4 separate regions of the Homo sapiens genome follow, and regions 1, 2 and 4 are each linked to region 3. A link is a contact called in ENCODE Hi-C or POLR2A ChIA-PET data. All regions are on one chromosome and are shown on one strand. The core of a region is the stretch at or near the end of the contact, and the rest is flanking DNA. Distances in the headings are between cores, read along the strand shown.

Region 1 (2,819 bases), core at 288-2,787, about 220 Mb before region 3:
AAAACACTCCCTCTTGCTATCAACCTGCCCTCTTGCTCTAACATGTCTGACCCATGGTTTAAAATGCCCAAAAGCTGATGTACTCAAATTATAATACACTTACCTGTTCTGCACCAGCATTTATTTTTGTCTGGAGGAGATCACCATCCATGGTCCTGTAAATGTCTAACGGCATGGAATGATGAAGGGCAGTGTCTTTTAGGATATTTGGTTATATCTATATATATGGCTCTGAAGAAACCCAACATTGGGCGAGTTCCCTCAAACTTTTCACTAGGCATGACCACTGCTCTATTTTAGATAGAGATTCTGTGGGGCAAAACCTGAGAATTATCTGCCTGGCTATCAAGAAGATAGCTCCTTGCATTTTTTTGGGGAGAACACTTGCTTCAAGGGAGTGTTTCCTCCCAGGATTACAAATCTTTTTGTAACCTCAGGAAACATTGCTGATGAAAACCAGGCATGGTGGCTCTGGCCTGTAATCCCAGTGACTCAGGGGCTGAGACAGGAGAATCACTTAAGCCAAAGAGTTTGAGGCTGCAGTGAGCTATGATGGCGCCACTGCACTCCAGCCTGAGCCACAGAGCCAGACACTGTCTCTGAAAGAAAAAGAAAAAGAAAGAAAAACATTGCTGATGAAACTGCGGCCTCTTTTGCAGCTCTATAAAAAGGTATTTAGTCACTGGCTAAGGTTGTACTAGATAATCACATCACTTTAGGTGATACATTTAGCTGAGCAGGGAGATGTGTGGTGGCAAATACCTTTTGTTGCATATACATATACATTTCCCATGTAGTAGAACCTTCTCTAGAAAAAATCAGAAAAGAAGCCACTTGGCTGCAAGAAATCACTAAAGAAGAAATGGGGTTTGATGTTTTCCCTGATGTTTTCAGTTGGCTGAAACATCAAATCCCAGTTCCCTGGTTCCCTTACTGTTCCAGGATACAGATTCTCTTTGTGATGATCATTCTTGTATGCATTATATTTCTACTACTCAAATTATTAATGTTATGTATTTCTCATTGTTTTACTTCTTTTGAGAAACTAAATTCATGGTACTCTGAAAACTAGAGATGATTCAACAAGTGACAGCAACTATAGAATTGGCCGAGATATCTCTCTCTCTCTCTCTCTCTCTTTTTTTTTTTTTTTTTCCATGTTGTGATGCCACACCAGTTCAGCTTTTGGACGCTGTTAAAAAGAGAGGTCTCCTTCCCTCCCCTGACCCCCGTGTGGGACAGGACTATCTGGGAATGAGCCATTCTGGCAAGGAGGGACACAGCTTTTGATCGACAATGCTTTCAAGAAATACTTTTTTTTTTTTTAAACGGAGTCTCGCTCTGTCGCCCAGGCTGGAGTGCAGTGGGCGATCTCAGCTCACTGCAAGCTCCGCCTCCCGGGTTCACGCCATTCTCCTGCCTCAGCCTCTGCGAGTAGCTGAGACTACAGGCGCCCGCCACCACGCCAGGCTAATTTTTTTTTTTTATTTTTAGTAGAGACGGGGTTTCACCGTGGTCTCGATCTCCTGACCTCGTGATCGGCCCGCCTCAGCCTCCCAAAGTGCTGGGCTTACAAGCGTCAGCCACCGCGCCCGGCCAAGAAAGACTTTTCATCTAAAGGGAGAATGGGGAAAGAAGAGAACTTTTTTATTTTCAAATTCTCAGGCCCAGCGAGGCATTACATTGAGACAGCAACCACATTCTGCTTCCTTTTTGTACACTACTGTATTTGAAAAACAAAAAAACAAACCTACAAGACTCATAAAACTGGACAACTTTCTTTATAACACTACTACTCGTAAAACCAGTAAGGATGGCTGGTTTGCAGTTATCTGAGCAGCTTCTCTAGTTTCATAGACATGATTTCTCTCTGTTATTAAAGGGCTCCCAATTTTAAGTGGAATGCTACTTCACAAAGATAACCAGGTTTGAAAGGGTCCGGTTTGCTTTGTAATCCGAAACGTTCCAGTCTGCTATTAAAAGCCATTATTTGAAGACGGGTGCACAGGCTTCCAGCTGCCCGCCAGAAGGGTCCTCCGCAGGACACAGGTTAAGTAATCACTTCTTCGGGGGAGACTAGATGCAGGGTCTCGGCGCACCTCCCCAAAAGACAAGGGCGAGACAGAAAGGAGGGACAGGCGGACGTCACTTCCCCCGCCGGCTGCGGCACCGGGTTGGTGGGCTGAGTGGAGGAGGGTGGGGCGGAAGAACAGAAGGGGACTGGGAAAGGCACTGTTGGTGACATCACCGATAGGGCGTTTCTATGTAGATGAGGCAGCGCAGGGGCTGCTGCTTCGCCATGAAGGATTTCCCGTGCTGTAGGAGCAAGTCCGGGACCGCTGGCTGGACGTGAGCGTCCTAGCTGTGCGTTAGGGCTAGGAGGGCTCAGGGTGATTGGGGATTGGCTGGGGTGGTGCTCGGGGCAAGTGACCGTGCGTGTAAAGGGTGAGGCGTATGGAGCTGTGGCGGGGCGGAAGTTCACATGTGTGGTATGTAGAGCACATGTTATGGTTATCAAAGTGGTTTACTGTAAGGCTGAGGGCTATGCATTCTATGGCTATGTTGTTGTCTCTTATTTTTCCAAACGTGGAAACCTCTGTTTTGTAACTTGTAGTAATAAGGTAGAAATTAAAAAGAAAAAGTATTTTCCTGTACTTGCTTGGCTGCAAGGTCAGGAACAGATAGTTTCTGAAAAACCACATCGCTGAGAAATGAGTTCTGGAGACTCTCTTAACAGTCTGTTATCCCTAGGAAGGATAAGAGCAAGAAACAGCAAATGCTTTTATTACCTTCTCTTTTCCCTTTACCATTTCTCACTA
Region 2 (3,084 bases), core at 486-2,985, about 220 Mb before region 3:
AATGGTACAACTACTTTGGGAAAATGTTCAACAATATGTAATACTAAAGTTTTATCATTCATATACCTCTAAAACCAACAATGCCACCCCTACAAATATACCCCAGACTAGTAATGTTCAATTTCTTGATCTGTGGTGGTTCACTTGGTAAAAATTCATTACTTTTTTTTTTTTTTTTTTGAGACAGGGTCTCACTCTGCCATCCAGGTCGGAGTGCACTGCCATGATCACGGCTCACTGCAATCTCAACCTCCCGGGCTCTGGTGATCCTCCCAACTCAGCCTACCGGGTAGCTGGGACTACAGGCACACGCCACCACACACAGCTAACTTCTGTATTTTTAGTAGAGAAAGGGTTTTGCCACATTGCCCAGGCTGGTCTGGAAATCCTGGGCTCAAGTGATCTACCCACCTTGGCGTCCCAAAGTGCTGGGATTACAGGTGTGATCACTGCGCCCGGGCCACCTGCACATGTAAAATTGTGAACTTCTGTATACTTCAGTAACTTTTCCAAGATTTCTTTGACGCAAAGTTCTCAGAAATCTTAAAGCTAGCATTTCAGAATAGAAAAAGTAGCTTCTGGTTCACTAGTGAAATTTTACCAATAGAATTTAAAAACAAAAAGCTACTAACGCATATCAGCTCAGAACACTACCAGCAGATCTTTTCTTTAACTTCCTGAAGCACTGGGATTCATTCTTTTGGCAAAGAAAGGATGAACAACACTGTAACCCAAAGAAAAGATACCACTGCCAGAAAAGACTTCTTTTCGAAAGCAGCTCTAAGCAAAAGATAGGAGGAAAACAAGGAAGCCAGGCCAAACGTCTTGGTTAACTCTCCGCTGAAAGGACGCCACATGAGATGATCTAAGAAGCCAGCCAGCCAGCCAGACGCAGGGAAATCACAGCAACTCTTTGGAGTGCAAACAGCAACCCCACAATCCAATCTACCCGAAATCCTGCGGTTCATTTGAGGCTTGCCCCGCTAGTCAGGAGGTGATTCAGTGATGGCTACAAATGCTGCTCATGTGCATCCTGGAGCTGGCACACCTGGCTTGCCCATCACCAGCCTGGAGACACCGCCAGGAGCAGAAGCCCGGAGGCCAGTAAAGACCCCAACTTTGCAAGTCAGGGGCGCGAGCGCGCTCGCCTCTCAGGTCCGCAGAGGGAACGGATTTCTGGCCTGGAGGGTGGGGTGCGGGGTCAGTGTCCTCTACAGGATATAGGAGGACGTGCCCCCGAAGCTGCTCCGTCCCTCCACCCCCTGGGATGCCACAGAACACCCGCCAGCGAGTTTCTTCCCCAGCGCCCACGAGAGTTGGGCTGCGGGCGGCAGCGGCAGGCGAAGAATCCAGCGCGGGGAACTCAGGCCCCGGCGGTGCACGACCCCCCACAGCCCCCACCCGCCCCCGCGCTCGCGCAACAAAACTTGCCACGGCCGCGCCTCGACCCAGCTGTGCGCCCGCGGGTCCCGGATTCACCGCCCGCCCAGCCTGGCGCGGCGCCCTCACCTCAGAAACGCTGGGTGGACTTCGCGTAACTTCCCATTCACAGGGCAGCCGGCAGCCGCGCCGCCGCGCCTCGGCCCAGCTCCTGGCGCCGCAGATCGCCCGTCCCGCGTTCCCAAAAGCACCGCGCTCGCTCAGAAGCTCGGGCAGCCTCGCGACCCTCACCTACGCCTCCCAGTACCGCCGCTGTCTCAACCGCCACCCAGCCCCTCGCCTGCGCCTGCGCCTGCAGCCCACTGGCTCCTCAGGATCCCGATGGGCGTGTCAGGATAACCCAAGGCGCAGGCGCGGCGGGGCCTTAAAGGGACCCGGCGGCCTCTTCTGCACAACGGGTTCGAGCAGGTTAGGGGCCGCGCAGGCGGAGGAAAGGAGTAACCCAGGGGAAGGACCGAGTGCAGCGGGGACGGGGAAATCCCTCTCTCCCCTCCGCCTGTCTTTCAAAGCACCAGCCCTCGACCCTCCAAATCGCTGGTTTCCCCGGCCACTTGAACAGCCCCTGCCAGGTTGAAGAGGCAGGAGACACACCCCCTCTGGGGCTGGAGCGACCCCGCGCTTAGGACTGCAGGCCTCGCGCTGCCGCACCGCCCCGAATCTGACTTCCAGGCACGGGCACGCGGTGCAGTCGGGCAGGCTTCAGAAGAGCCCCCAGCTCTCCCAGAGGTGGCCTTAGGTCACTCTCAAAAAGAATAACCAATGTGTCAATGGCACTTGTAGTTATTTTCTAATTTAAATTTATTAACAGATTTTGCAGATGGGCTTCCACTGAAATAAGCCTTTGAGAAAAAGAAAAACTTTTTTTTTCAACAGGATTAGAATACCAAGAAATAGGAAGTAAAGCCATGCCGTCCACCCAGCTAAAAACTTTGAAAACTTGATATTTTATCTAAGGCAAATGTTTGCATAACTTTAGGTCATGCCATTATTTAAAGTCAATTTCAGTTAACAATTTCATTGCAACTGAATCTATCTTGTATAAGAAAACTAAGATACATCCCTGATAATCTACCTCTCCCCTCCTATACTCCATCCGTCAGCAAATCCTACTGGTTTTTACCTTCCAAATTTTCCTTGAATCTGTCCTCTTCTATCTCCTCCGTCACCACCCTAGTCTAGGCTGCCTTCACCTGGGGAGTGAGGGTCGAGGGACTACTGACCTAGTCTTCTTGTGGTTTACCCATATCCCCTTTATCGCCTCTCTAATCTCAACACAACAGGCAGAGTGGCTTTTCCAAAATATAATGTGACCGTGTCACTTCCCAGCCTAAAGCACTTAAACACCTTCCCATTCTCTTAGACAAAACCTCCTAACTAACCAAGCCCCGAATGGCCAGGCGCCTTGCCCACTTCTTCATCTCTTCTCACTACTCAGACCAATTCTGTTCTGCTCTCTCTGCTCCAGCCAAACTGGCCTCTTTTATTCCCTATTTACCAGCTTCCTGGCCTCCACAGAGCTTTTGCTCATGCTTTGCTCTGTGCCTGGAAAGTTCTTCTAACCCCTATTCTTCTGAGAACAGCTGTAGTCTCCACCTCTGAAAAGCACCTTCTGACCTCCCTATGGTGGTCCCTTACTCCTATCAC
Region 3 (3,148 bases), core at 384-2,883:
CAGCTGCAGAAGAGACCAGGCCGCCTACACCCCTTGGCTTGTGGCCTCTTTACTCCACCTTGACAGCCAGCAAGGTGGCCTCTCTGGTACCTTTCTTTTGCATTCACTCTCCCTCTGTCTCCTCTTGTGACTAGCTGTGGGTAATGAGTCCTGTTACTTCTCATTCTCAATCTCCAAAGGCCAAACAAACAGGTAGAAAGAGAGAGAGAAGGAATTGAGCCGAAATGAAATGACTTTAGAATAAAGATTTGTATACTAAAAAAAAAAAAAGAGTTGGGGGAACTTGAGAGAAATGAGCCAGATGTTACCATGAAAGCAGTTATAAATCCTAACCTTGTTTGTAAAGGGAGCAGGCTCAGCCAGGATGCTGGACATTGGTCTCACCTGGAGAACTCAGGCTTCTCTTCCCACTGTAAGGTCAGCTGATTTGCAGCCTCAGCTCCTCCTGCAACCTTCCTTTGCCTTTGCCGTGTAACCTAACACATTCCCAGATTCCGGGGATTAGGGTCTACACATCTTTAGGGGGCATTATTCTGTTGAGGGTCAGTGGTGTCCTTAGCACTGAGACAGTTACTTGTCTGTCTCCACAGTTTATTTGTTAGGACATATGACCAGGCAATAGTTGCTCTGTATAGTAGAAATACAGTCAAATAATAGTGTAAATTAAATTGATAATACACATTTACTATCTGCCAGATATAAGCACTTCACTTCATGCGTGTTAACACTCATTTAAGACTCATGATAGTTCCATGAGTTAGGTACTATTATTAGCTCCACTGTACAGACGAGGGAAAGTATAGGGTGTATCCATGGTTGGGAAACGGTGGAGATAGTGTTAGAACCCAGGCCTCTGGCCCAGGTTCCAGATTCTTAGCTAATAGGATTAGAAAAATACAGGGGTGTTGCCCTCCAAATACCAAGGACAAGACACAAAGGCAAAGTGCCTTCCTGGACCCTTCTTCCCCACCATGCCCCTGTGGAGCCAATGGCCCTGTCTGTTATATCAAGGCCCTGAACAGCAGGGAAAGGTGACTCAGAGAGTTCTGTTCACCCTACAGGCCTTGACGCCATCCAAGACCTGACCACATGAAGTTGAGCTTTCAGCTATGGGGAGCCAGAAACACACCCTGCCTTGCGTGCTCAGCTTGGACTGTAACAGTACAAGCCCAGTGACAGCTGGTGCCTGGAAACCATCTTGCTGCTGTTTCCTGTGAGTGGAGAGGATCTTCTTCTGCAGAGGAGAGGAAACAGTGTCATCAACTGGGGTGTGTTCCTATGCTTCCAAGGATCCTGGAGTCATCTGCTGGAAGGGGAGACAGTGAACTCTGCAAGGGGAAGTTGGCTATGTATTTTCGTGCCCCTCAGTAGTCAAATCCTATGGAAACAAACAAGGCTGGTCTCTGTAGATGGGACCTCCCACCCACGTAGGGTCAGTTTTTTCCCCAGAATAACAGAGGGAAGGCAGGGCCAGAAACATGGTTTGGGAGTTGCTCTCCTAGAGACCCTGGACTGTTTCAGGGCTCATCGCCTCCTTGGTCCAAGACGCAGTAGCTGGGCCCAGTTGACAAAAGCAGCTCCAAACAAGAGGGCATGAAGAACCAACTCGAAAGCTCCTCGGGGCCCCAGGGAAGTAGGACGGAGAGAACCTCAACCACCAAGTTCCGCAAATTTCACAAGTTTATTACAAACCCCAGAAGTGTTGTTGGGTTGCTTAAAAACGATTTAATTTTTGCAATCTCCCGAAGAGAGCGGGTGCCCCAAATTAAAACTGATGTTTCAAAAATAATAGCTATGAGGATGAAAGACAGTCCTTCTCATGGGAGGGGAGCAAGGAGGTGCACAGAGAAGCACCCTAGTGTCAAAGCTGTAGGGAGCCCTTTCTTGTGATGTATGAGTCTTAGGAGTCTGTTGCCATGATGGGGCCCATTCTCCCGTTATCTAACCAGAATAGTCACCTTCTTGTGATTCACCTAGAAATCTGATTCTTATCAGAACTCTGAGCAACACAAGGGAGGAGGAGGCCTCCTGATGTCATGGAGAAAAGAATGAGCTATCGCATCAGATGGGCCTGGATCTGAATCACAGCTCAGCCACTTATACTTACTTTGTACCCCTGACAAGTTACTTAAGTTAACTGAGCCTCCGTTACCTCAATTGCAAAATGAAGATCAACAGCACTGATCTTGCTTGGTTCCAGGGATGCTTGGTTCCAGGGATGAGATGGTTGTGCTGTTAAGCATGAAAACTGGTACCTATGGGACCTTGACGATAGTTGCTACTATTACTGTTGCTTTTCATGTCATTATTGCCAGCATGAATATGATCCTCAAAGTGGCCTTCCTCATACAATTCTCACAAGTCCAGCGGTAAAGGAATTGAGTATATGAAACTTCATACATGTCAGAGCTCTCTTTGGAGGGTCCAGCGGTGGGGTACCAAGGTGGAGCTCCAGTTACAGCATGTACTTCCCCAGGCACAGGGCACCGTCCTCAACAGCTGGCATCATTGCACCTGCAGCATCTGCCCCTTCCCAGAGCCTCTCTCTTACGCTTTTCACATCACTGGAGAAGCAGCTTGCAGGACCACACCGTATTTCACTTTTACGGTGCAAAGCCAGAAGGTGCCCAAAGGAGAAGCACCTACTCCCGTGGTGAGAAGGTGGGCACAGGTGCAGCTGCGACTCACCAAGAGCCAGGCTGCCAGCCACACAGCCAGGGACACCGCAATGGGGGAAGGGGCAGCAAGGATGTGTCAAAGATATTCCTTTCCAAATGACTTTGGTTGAAAGAAATGCTTCCGGTTCGTAACCTGGCCTCACATTTTATAGCTAAATATGAGCCGGGTGCGTTGATGGAGCCATTTTTGACATATTTCAATTGCACTGATTGCCTGACATCATTCAAGTCACCCACGTTTCCCCAGCACAGGCCACACACTCGGGTAGATTCAGTTATTTTCACGAGGACAGCCTCCCCAGCCCTGCAGAAGTCATTGTCTTTTTCTGGGCAGCCCCTGTGGATGGATTCAGCTGCAGTGACCAGCACACATGGTGGTTAATGGGAGTTCTAAGAGGGAGAGGCCAGTGAAGGTCGGGGCTCATATGGGAAACCAAGTCATTTCCCACCAGGAACGTTTGGCACACTGA
Region 4 (2,748 bases), core at 37-2,536, about 220 Mb before region 3:
GGGGCACAGGAATTCTAGACCCGTCTGGGCAACAAAGTGAGAACTCGACTCTACGAGAAATAAAAAAATCAGCAAGCCTGGTGGCATGGACCCGTGGTCCCAACTGCACAGGACCTGAGGTAGGAGGATTGCTTCAGACCAGGAGGCCAAGGCTGCAGTGAGCCATAAAGAAAAGAAAAGATTACTAACTAAAAGTAAGTCCTTGATATCAGCCAGATGACACTAAATCCCATCCATTCCCCTGAGCTCACAGGGGGGCTGCCTAGACTCCAGAAAAAAGGCTGTGCCTAGTCCTAGACTCTGGCATGCAGGAGGTCAGAAGGCTGAATTCTCCACTAAACTCAAAAGTATAACCAGTCCAGACTGGGTGTGGTGGCCCGTGCCTGTAATCCCAGCACTTTGGGAGGCCGAGGCGGGCAGATCACCTGAGGTCAGGAGTTCGGGACGAGCCTGGCCACATGGTGAAACCCCATCCCTACTAAAAACACAAAAATTAGCTGGGCGTGGTGGCACATTCGTATAATCCCCGCTACTCGGGAGGCAGAGGCAGGAGAATCGCTTGAACCTTGGTGGGGCAGAGGTTGTAGTAAGCCGAGATCGTGTCATTGTACTTCAGCCCGGGCAACAAGAGTAAGACTCTGTCTCAAAAAAAAAAAAAAAAAAAAAGTATGTGGCCGGGTGCGGTGGCTCACGCCTGTAATCCCAGCACTTTGGGAGGCTGAGGCGGGCAGATCATGAGGTCAGTAGTTCAAGACCAGCCTGGCCAACATGGTGAAATTGCGACTCTACTAAAAATACAAAAAGTAGCTGGGCGTGGTGGCATGTGCCTGTAATACCAGCTACTTGGGAGGCGGAGGCAGGAGAATTGCTTGAACCTGGGAGGCGGAGGTTGCAGTGAGCCATGATCGCACCACTGCACTCTAGTCTGGGTGACAGAGCAAGACTCCGTCTCAAAAAAAAAAAAAAAAAAAAAAAGTAGCCCTCTCTAAGTCTTAATTCCTTCATCTGTAAAAACAGAATAATGACTTATGTTAGAGATGCTGTGAAGAGCCCAGGGAATAACAAGTGCTGTCTGCATACCACATAACCTGTCCGCTCTCAAAGGTGGCTGGGCTGATGATGTCTGGAAGAAGAAGGCTGGGAGAAATGCTGGTTCCCAAAGTGGTCAGTACCAAGGCCACCTAGTCCAACCCTTGCCCCTAGGCCTGTGGTTCCTTTGGGGCAGATTCCAGTCTCGCCACCACCCAGCCAGGGGAGTCTGTGTTGAATGGGCCATGTCCTGGAAGTATGAAAGGCTCAGCCCTCTGAGCTGCTGGATGGCTCTGTCCTGTACCCGCCAGTCCATAAATGGTCAGCAGAGCACATGGCCCACCTACCCGAGCCAAAGGAGTTGGGAAAAATCTGTCTGGGTGGCCCCCTCATCCTCTCAACACACAGGCCTAGAGGGAAAAGGGTACTGTCTAATGCCAGTCAGTGCTGTCCTGAGCTCAGCTGCTAAGAATAGCAGGGAGTGAGGTGGTGGTAACCAGCAGGACTCAGGCAGAACAGAGGCCCATTACACACCTGGCTGCCCACAGGCTGCCACCACCTGCTCTTCCACCTTTCATGCCAGTTCCTACCCTACTCATCCACACAGACAGAAAGCTCTGGAAGGGGACGAAGGTGGCACAAAGCACCCTGACAAAGTAGCCACTACCCAGGCTCAGGGATCACATATTCCCCCAGTGTAAGCCACTCCCAGCCCTGAGCTGTAGGAGCAGAGATGCACAAAGGCCCCTCCCCACTGCTGCTCTGTCCCAGGCCAAGGCCAGGTGGTGGCTATGCAGTCGGGGTGCTCAGCTAGTAGCATAGAAGGCTAAAGCCAACCCCATCTCTGAATACCCCAGTGGACCAAGGATAAAGGAGCCTTTCTCAAAAGCAGTTACAGGCCAAGCATGGTGGCTCACACCTGTAGTCTCAGCACTTTGGGAGGCTGAGGTGGGAGAATCACTTGAGCCCAGGGGTTTGAGACCAGCCTGGGTGCCACAGTAAGACCCTGCCTCTTAAAAAAAAAAAAAAATTTAGCTGGGTGCTGTGGCATGTGCTTGTGGTCCCAGCTATGTGGGAGGCTGAGGTGGGAGGATTCCTTGAGCCTGGAACTTTGAGGTTGCAGTGAGCTATGACTGGGACATAGCGAGACCCTGCCTCAAAAGAAAACAGTTCTTAACAAGCCCACACTTGGAGTGGCTACTCTTGTACCTGACCCCCAAAGTCGTGTGCCTGATCCTGAGAGCAGACTGCACATATCTGTGGGCAGTCGGCCTGAGACAGCCACCACTGAGTGCCTACAGCACGGCCCATTTGGCCAAGACCAGCAACTTCCCTGACCTTTTTGGATCTCCTAGGTCCCAGTTCAGGGCCCTGAATCCCCACAACCACTGACTGACGGCCCTACCACCTGCTGTCTCTCCTGGCGGCCACAGCAGCAGCAGCAGCAGCAGGACCATCTCTGGTATCACATGAGGTAGGGATCAGATGGCTCTGAGAACAGGCCAGGACTGAGTATGGGGTGGGGGTGGGCAGGAACTCTCTGCAAGCAGGCACTTTCTGACCACCACAATTGCTTAAATAGAACAGGTAATGATGCTGCCTTTTGGACCTGCCTAAAGAGCAGAAGTCGTAAAAGACAGAACAGCTAAGGCTGATAAGGGGGTGAGAGACAGGGACAACCGTGCCTCACTGCAGGGACGGAGAACCTACTTGATCCTT

What was found. A loop is a pair of places that touch in the nucleus more often than their neighbours do. ChIA-PET counts read pairs that join two places held with the same protein, here RNA polymerase II (POLR2A).
Region 1: a loop to region 3 is called in a map of GM23248, with 90 times the contacts of the local background. The contact joins two enhancer-like sites. A Hi-C loop is called at or near these places in 3 of 168 maps with a recorded cell type or tissue (GM12878, GM23248 and HL-60/S4).
Region 2: a loop to region 3 is called in a map of transverse colon, with 72 times the contacts of the local background. The contact joins the promoter of NBPF1 here to the enhancer-like site in region 3. A Hi-C loop is called at or near these places in 13 of 168 maps with a recorded cell type or tissue (GM12878, GM13976, HAP-1 and 7 more).
Region 4: a map of HepG2 shows a loop between it and region 3 (116-fold over the local background). The contact joins two enhancer-like sites. A Hi-C loop is called at or near these places in 8 of 168 maps with a recorded cell type or tissue (GM12878, GM13976, HAP-1 and 5 more). POLR2A ChIA-PET finds 5 or more read pairs at or near these places in 1 of 52 experiments (activated B cell).

Annotation. Positions count from the first base shown.
Region 1 is chr1:16,902,713-16,905,531 of GRCh38, forward strand. No RefSeq gene overlaps it. Among named protein-coding and RNA genes, the nearest start is that of RNU1-2, 8.1 kb to the left of the region's middle. RefSeq lists enhancers at 1,116-1,395, 1,582-2,221, 1,866-1,915, 2,016-2,065, 2,222-2,819 and a silencer at 2,602-2,819. Within about 2 kb of position 1,538, at least 41 of the 41 ENCODE cell types and tissues checked have a DNase peak (open chromatin) inside an H3K27ac peak, as active enhancers do.
Region 2 is chr1:16,611,829-16,614,912 of GRCh38, forward strand. NBPF1 (NBPF member 1) reads right to left here and starts at 1,736. Exons shown (of 18, transcript NM_001405701.2): 1 at 1,510-1,736. RefSeq lists an enhancer at 1,580-2,537.
Region 3 is chr1:234,774,043-234,777,190 of GRCh38, forward strand. LOC107985364 (a long non-coding RNA gene) reads left to right here. Exons shown (of 3, transcript XR_001738532.2): 2 at 1-86; 3 at 1,062-3,148. Among named protein-coding and RNA genes, the nearest start is that of LINC02961, 16 kb to the left of the region's middle. RefSeq lists an enhancer at 2,726-3,148. Within about 2 kb of position 1,634, at least 6 of the 41 ENCODE cell types and tissues checked have a DNase peak (open chromatin) inside an H3K27ac peak, as active enhancers do.
Region 4 is chr1:16,636,910-16,639,657 of GRCh38, forward strand. It overlaps the pseudogene CROCCP2. Among named protein-coding and RNA genes, the nearest start is that of NBPF1, 25 kb to the left of the region's middle. RefSeq lists enhancers at 1-154, 1,129-2,020. Within about 2 kb of position 1,287, at least 2 of the 41 ENCODE cell types and tissues checked have a DNase peak (open chromatin) inside an H3K27ac peak, as active enhancers do.